Regions from separate parts of the Homo sapiens genome. Here region 2 is linked to region 1. Evidence: chromatin contacts called from ENCODE Hi-C or POLR2A ChIA-PET data. All regions are on one chromosome and are shown on one strand. Each heading gives the region's core, a stretch centred on a gene start or an enhancer-like site at or near the end of the contact. The rest is flanking DNA. Distances are from core to core; before and after follow the strand shown.

Region 1 (3,632 bases), core at 716-3,215:
TGGTGAATGACTACAAGCTGAAAGTCAAGTGAGAAAGGCACTGGTACTGCAATAAAACACTGACTCAATAAAGAAGGGGCTATTTAAAATGTGACCACCACTACAGTGGACCACAATTGGGGATGTTGACAGTGAATTCTTGAAGACTGGAAAAGTACTAAGGTATTAAAGCACCATCTGTAATACTATTTTTACTGCTGTGACTCATTCTGTAATTCATTCTACTATCATGCCACAATTATAACTCATTCCTCTTTCTCAAACATCAAGATTCAATAGCTTTTTGAGTGCTTTTGTAATGCTCTCTGCACTTAACTAGAAAAAAAATCAAAAGAAGAGAATTTCATGTTAAAATAGAAATGTGATATTTAAAAAAATTTTTTTTTTAGATCTTGGAGAATGCTATTGTATATTCTGACCTATTATTAGAGGAAAAGGAAACAGTTCTATTAATACTAAGTATAAACTCAGATCTATTTGGAAAGCGCTTTCAACTGATTTTCTAAGTTGTGAGTCACTAGCTGTTTTTGGTGTTTGGTGTCATTTACTGGGAACTAAATTGAATCCTATTTTGGGTGTATCAGCAAAGATATAATGGATTATAGTAAGTCAGGCTTCTGTTCAGAATTTTTTTGTTCTGTTTCAAACAGTGTTTGGTCTATCTTTTCTTTCTTTCTCAATTCCCTAACTTCCTGTATCTTTTCTTTGGGAGCTAATGTTTTGTTTTCTTTCATTCATTTCTTTCATACTTGTTCTAACTTCCCACTTTTCTCTTTTGGAGAATTTAAATTATCACCACTCAGCAGTCTGGATTTTTCATTCTAAAGATAGAGCTCTGCCACTCAGCTGAGCAGGTGGAGGGTACAATTTGACTTCTTACATCTATTCTAAATAGTAGGATTTTAAGAGAGAGGTTTTATATTTTTTCCCCAATGTAAGAGAAAGTAGCCACATGAAGTATATAAGGGCCTAAGTACAACTTATTGGCATAGTAACATATATGTTATCATAATTTATATATGTTATCTATTATAATTACATATTCAACCCTATATTCTGACTTTGAGATCTAAAAATCAGCATGTATATGTTGTGAACTATTATGTTCTGACCCACCAAAGAGTAGTAAATGACAAAGGAATCTGTTGAAATATGCAACTTTTCCATAATTACTAGGTATAGTGAACTAGTTAAACAAAAAATGTAAGATCAATTATTTCCACTCTGTAGCTCGATGTCTAGTCCAAAGTGAGGCTCCAAAGGTCATACTGAATCAAACCACAAGAATAAACACATGATCAAAATGAAATACATAACTGCCTGTTGGAATAGACTTCTCTGGGCTGCTTACTTCTCTCACATTTTGTGAGTATCTTTAGGGCCAGGCTCTTCTCACCCTCTGGGGCATGTTAGTTGAAGACTTATTTTTGTCAACAGATTGTAATATTCTGAAGGCAGTGATTATGTTTCCTATTGCTTAGTGTCCTCTATAGGGCTAAGTGGCAAAGCTCTAAAAGGGCAGATGACCAGGAAATGTTTGCTGAATTGGAAAAATAAAACAAAACAATTCAAAGGAGGTGCTGGTGCTTCTTTACTTTACAATCCCAGACTCAGTTATAGAATGCTGGCCATAATCTCAGCAACCCAAGCTTGCTTTCTTTTTCTTTTCTTTTCTTTTCTTTTTTTTTTTTTTTGAGACGGAGTCTTGCTCTGTCACCCAGGCTGGAGTCCAGTGGCATAATCTCAGCTCATCTCAGCTCACTGCAATCTCTGCCTCCTGGGTTCAAGCCATTCTTCTACCTCAGCCTCCCAAATAGCTGGGATTACAGGCACGCGCCATCATGCCCAGCTAAATTTTTGCATTTTTAATAGAGATCGGGTTTTGCCATGTTGGCCAGACTGGTCTCAAACTCCTGACCTCAGATGATCCACCCGCCTCGGCCTCCAAAAGTGCTAGGATTTACAGGTGTGAGCCACTGTGCCCGGCCCCAGGCTTTATTTCAAGAAAGCATTCTTAAGAAGCTATGAAATGCCTCTGAAAATTCCTTGCAACCTTGGAGTAACTTGATCCGGAGCCTAGACACTTGATTCTAGTCCTTGATTTTCTTATCACTTTCTGTAAACATTGAATAAACTACTGACTCTGCATTGCCTTAGCAAACAGAGTTTGTGTACATACTGCATCATGGGGAGTTAACAAAACCAACTGAATTCACAGTGGCTGCTATGATCAGGACAACTAACGTGGTTGAACTAGAATGGATCTTAGGAAGTCACTTTTCTTTTGCCAGTAACACATGCATTCTTGTGCATGAAGCAATGTATGGCTGACAGCCATCAACTGAATTACTCAACAGCTCCTCTTTGGTGCAATGCACTGTGTTGGACTCTGATACCCTGAATTCTTGATCCTCAAGGCATCGCCAGGACATTGGACTTTAGGTAAGTTAGGAGTTCTTCTTGGCTGTGCTTAGGCATCCAAGGAGCAGTGTGTGGAGAAGCAAAATTCAAACAGGTGTTATAACAAGGAATTCAATTCTGTACAGCGTCAGAATCAAAGTGACTCCCACATCATGATCCAGTTTGAGCACTGCTCCTTGTGGGCTGTTTGGATACTTCCAGGTGATACTAGAACCCCCTGTAGATTCATTGAATGGAAAGAGAAAGGAATTTAGAGATAGCCAAACCTGGCTAAAAATTTTGGCTCCAACAATTACCAACTATGTGAGATTTTGAGCAAGTTGCTTAAACTCTTTGAGCATTAGTCTCCTCATCTACAAATTGGAAATTATGAGTTGTTGTTGTTATTAGATTAAATGGGATTATGCCAAAAAGCTTTTATTATAATTCATGCCATTTAGCAAACATCAAATAAAAGATAACTTTTCCTCTTCTTCCTTTCCCTCTCCCATCTTCTCCTCCTTCTCCTTGCTCTTCTGCTCTTATTCTTATTCTTATCCCTATTCTTCTTATTCTGTGTCTATACTGGGAAAAGTACACCAGCATGGAAGGCTACATCCATCTTGCATAGAATCAGGTGTGAGGAAGACCCTAGTCCTCTTCATGGCCTTGTGTGCATGCACACACTTATATGTAAAGGCAGGAAAAGGGTTTGAGGTAGAAGGGGAAGATGGCACAGATTTTTTGAGGCAGGGATACTATCTCACGCAACACACCACCTGAATAGCCCCCTGCCCAACCAGTTAACACTCCTTGAGCAGGGAGCTGGTGATACGCTGATTTGGTCTAATTGTCATCTCTCTTCAGTCTCTTCAATTCCTGTGCCCTAGGAAGGTATGTGGAAAGAGAGAGGCAGCACTTTACTAATGGATGATTCTGCATTCTCATAAAGACCATTCTCAAGTTCACAGGCTTCAGAGGGGTGCTGCCTCCAACCACGCCTCACCCAACCCTGGTCCCCTTCTGCTCACTCCAGGGGCCCTACCAGATGAGCTTTCTGAGATCCACATGGTCCAAGGCCTTTCTCTTGGCTACTTCATATTCTAAATGCTGGGGCAAGGAACACAGTAGAAATTAAAGATGGGGAACTTGGCAGACAGGAAAAACAATTCCTGTGTACGCCAACAATTTGTAGCTAGGTCACCAAATTTGAGCTGCAAGAAAGAGGTAGA
Region 2 (3,632 bases), core at 328-2,827, 38 kb after region 1:
TCACTGTAGACTCTTTGCAACCTGTTTAAATCAAAGGAATTAATCCACACTGCAGCACACAGCTTATTTGTGATCATTAAGTGAAGTAGTGAAGAGGGGAACAAATGTTGTATACTCAGAGACACAGCCAATGTCATCCCCATGTGAGACGTGCTTGCTGGCTTGTGTGTTAAAGAGTGACTGGACTCCCATTCCTGTATGTTGAGGTTTCTCTAAACTCCAGTTCTGCCTTCCCAGTCAACAGAGGCTAAAGATACTAGGGAACATTATATGTTTTGTTCCTCTCTGTACATAGTTTTTCAGGTACCCAGGTTTTGCAACTTCACTACCTCTTCTTTGCTATTGTTAGGAATAAATACTATGGAGGTGGTGAGGGGACAAAAGAGCATACTGAAAAGGGCATGAGACAGGAGAGAGGATGGCAGATCCAAAACTCGGGGTGGGGAAAGAGCTTACCTGAATGATTTAAGACCCAGAAAAAGATGAGAACAGATACCCTGGGTGAATGTATCAGAGACCAGAGGCTGGTGAACCACTTCCAGAAAACCTGTGCCTCAGGCCTGAATGAAGCAGAATTCCTGAAGTCAGCCAAAGGAAGACCAGTCTGATGGTTCACAGAGGTGACCCAAGGAGGCAGCTGGCACAGAGGCCAGGTAGGAAGTGCCGCAATAGTGGCTGGCCCCTGGCAGTGCAGGAGAATCACCTGGAGCTTTGGGAGAATGCCAAGGTCTGGAGAAACACATATCTGTTATGAAGTTCATAAACAGGCAGAAGTAAATAATATATGTTTTAGATATACATACATTTGCATATAGATATAATAAAAGCATTTTCAAAACAAAGATGTAAAAATTCAGGGTCACGTTTACCTCTGGTGTAGGTAAATGAATGCATTAGTTGAGGATCACATGGATAATGAACTAATTATGATGTCCTGGCTCTTAAAGCAGGTGGCAAGTTCACGGGTATTTGTTATATTATTAAAATTGGACTACATGAAAGATGCACCCATGCAGTGGTGATGCATGTGCCATGAATCAAGATTCAAACTTTTCCAGTTCTAAGCACCTGAGATGCGATTTAGAAATGTACTAATGCTGCTATTTAAAAATTAGGACGGCTACTATTAGGCCATCTTAATTTGGATGGCTACTATTAAAAACATTAGAAAATAAGTGTTGGCGAGGATGTAGAGAAGATAGAACCCTCATGCACTCTTGGTGGGAATGTAAAATGGTGCATGCAGCCAGTGTGGAAAATAGCGTGTGGTTCCTCAAAAAATTAAACATTGAATTACCAGATGCTCTAGCAATACCATTTCTGGATATATATCTAAAATAATCACCACATACAGTGGCTCATGCCTATAATCTCAGCATTTTGGGATCTGGGAGCCCTCCCTTGGCTAGGGGCTATTTTCTAGGGTGTGAAAGAATGTGATACATGTGCTCTGTCCACTTCCCTGTCCCGTGGCACAGGGACAATCAGAAAGTCCCCTCTGCTGGGAGAAGGTCACGGTCCAAGATGACAGGTAAACCCAAGGTCAGAAGCCCAGGGCTCTTGAGGATGCCAACTGGCTCCACCGTATCGGGTGATTTCTCACATTCCTGGGGCCAAGTCTCCTGTTTTGTAACAGTTCAGTCAAGGATTTTACTGGAGTAGACAAGCATGAAATGAATTTTCCAGAGACGTTTCCGAAGTGGGGGAAAGTTCATGGCTCCAAGGCACCGGTGGATAATGAAACAAAACTGCGAGCTTCTGTTTTTCTTTAGAAAGAGGGCTTCCCAGTTTTTAAAATCTGGATTTCTAAAACTTGAGCTGTATTTTCAACTCTCAGCTCAGCTTTGCCCTCTCACCCTGGTGTTGCAAGTGGATTCTGCGCTGCTTCTGAATTACCCAGGTGGGCTGCCCGGGTTCTGCAAAGCACTGCAATATCGCTCAGAGCAGGTGCTCTTCAGACCTCTGGTTGCGATTACTCTCAGCGCAGGGTCACCACCACCCAGAGGGACACACTTGGAGCAAACTTAGTGAAGGGCGCTTGCCTTAATCAGCTGGTAATCGCCCATTATCAGTCTTTATTAGACTGTTGTTTATTTTAAGGAACTCGTCTTTGATTTATGTAAAACCAAATACTTAGTTTCAAAATGAAAACTAAAAAAAACCTGGCCATCCTTTTTCACTTTTGGCATTACCTACCCCGCACTTGTCTTTGATATACATATGTACAGAAACCAATTTTGGGCTCCCAGACCTAGGAGAAATAAGGAAAATAAAAAACAAAAATCAGTTTTATAAAACATGCTAATAAAAATACTTCGATTCATACTCATCCACCACTCACTGAATCTGCCGGTTCTGAACCTCGCTTCCACTGTTTGACCTTGAGTAACTTATTTAATAAATCAGTGAGACTCAGTTACCTCTAAATTGGAATAATAATACCTATTTGGAGGGGACTATTATAAGAATTAAGTAAAATACCATATACTGCCTCTTGGAATCACTCCTTTATCTCTATTAAAATTATTACCATCAGAATGCAGATCTCCAGTTTACTACACTTTACACCCTAGTTGCAGATGTGGTATCAAGGACTGACTCCAAGCTTATGTCCTTGCAACTAGCCTGACACTGACAAACGTTTCCCTTCCTGAAACACCAGCCCCTTGATACCACCCTTGCTTGAGGTTTCCAGTAGCTTCTTACTGCCTGTCCATACCAGCTGCAGCTCAAAACCCACCATAGCTTCATCCCGTTCCACTTCTATGACTATACTAAATGTTGCCTGTTTCCATCGGAGTGCCCTTTTAAACCCTTTTTCCTGGAGGTAGGAAAGTCTAACTTAGTTTTTCTAACTGCTTTTTGTTTTGTACATGTCTCTATCTTCCCACTCTTTCCTCACCACCCACTTCTTTCTCTCTAGCAAAATCCGTGTGCATCCAATAGGATTTACCTGCAGACCAGCCCCTCCCAGAAAATAGTCCCAACGTCGCCAGTCCACTCTGATCTTAGCCCCTCACTGAGCTCCGGCTGTCCCTGTAATCCTGACCGTGCTTTCACGCTTTTCATGGCTGAAGAGTCCTGCAAAATATGGAAACCCAGAGAAAAATGGTTAACAAACACTGACTATGATTTTCCTGATTGCACAGCTCAAGAGATTGAGTTCAACCACTTAAACTAGCTCAGATGTGGCACCTCTTAATCAAACCCTGTCTTTCTTTAGCCCTTTCTTTTCTCTTTTTCTTCCAATAAAAGAGTACTTAACATTGGATCTTTTATCTTGATCAGCAAAGTTTTATATTTAACTTTTTTCCCCCAAGACGTTTTAGAGGTACTTTATTTTTTTCTATTTTCTAGAGTGTGAAACATGGTATCTTAAAATTTACCTTAAAATTTATCAACATATTTTGTTTTGGATTTTCACAACATACTTATTTTAGATCCTTTGCTTTCACTTTAAAAAATAAAACAATGTCAACACTTCATACTGAAACAAGAGGGCATATTACAGAAAATGTCTTCTATTTCTCCTCTGTAATTGATTTCTAAAATTACTTTGTTACTAAATGTGCTATCTTAAGCTGACTACCAGCTTTTGCAGGCATTTCCTGGAATCAGAATGTTGGAATGCC

The links. A loop is a pair of places that touch in the nucleus more often than their neighbours do. ChIA-PET counts read pairs that join two places held with the same protein, here RNA polymerase II (POLR2A). Pooled maps may share reads with other maps.
Region 2: a loop to region 1 is called in a map of gastrocnemius medialis, with 2.2 times the contacts of the local background. The contact joins two enhancer-like sites. A Hi-C loop is called at or near these places in 4 of 168 maps with a recorded cell type or tissue (ascending aorta, endothelial cell of hepatic sinusoid, esophagus muscularis mucosa and 1 more), 19 of 37 single-sample maps with no recorded cell type and 15 of 50 pooled maps. POLR2A ChIA-PET finds 5 or more read pairs at or near these places in 9 of 52 experiments (GM12878, OCI-LY7, PC-9 and 6 more).

What each region holds. Positions count from the first base shown.
Region 1 is chr6:11,432,751-11,436,382 of GRCh38, forward strand. The region is part of intron 1 of LOC105374928 (a long non-coding RNA gene); the gene reads left to right. Among named protein-coding and RNA genes, the nearest start is that of TMEM170B, 100 kb to the right of the region's middle. Within about 2 kb of position 1,966, at least 14 of the 41 ENCODE cell types and tissues checked have a DNase peak (open chromatin) inside an H3K27ac peak, as active enhancers do.
Region 2 is chr6:11,471,603-11,475,234 of GRCh38, forward strand. All of the region lies in intron 1 of LOC105374928 (a long non-coding RNA gene), which reads left to right. Among named protein-coding and RNA genes, the nearest start is that of TMEM170B, 64 kb to the right of the region's middle. Within about 2 kb of position 1,578, at least 2 of the 41 ENCODE cell types and tissues checked have a DNase peak (open chromatin) inside an H3K27ac peak, as active enhancers do.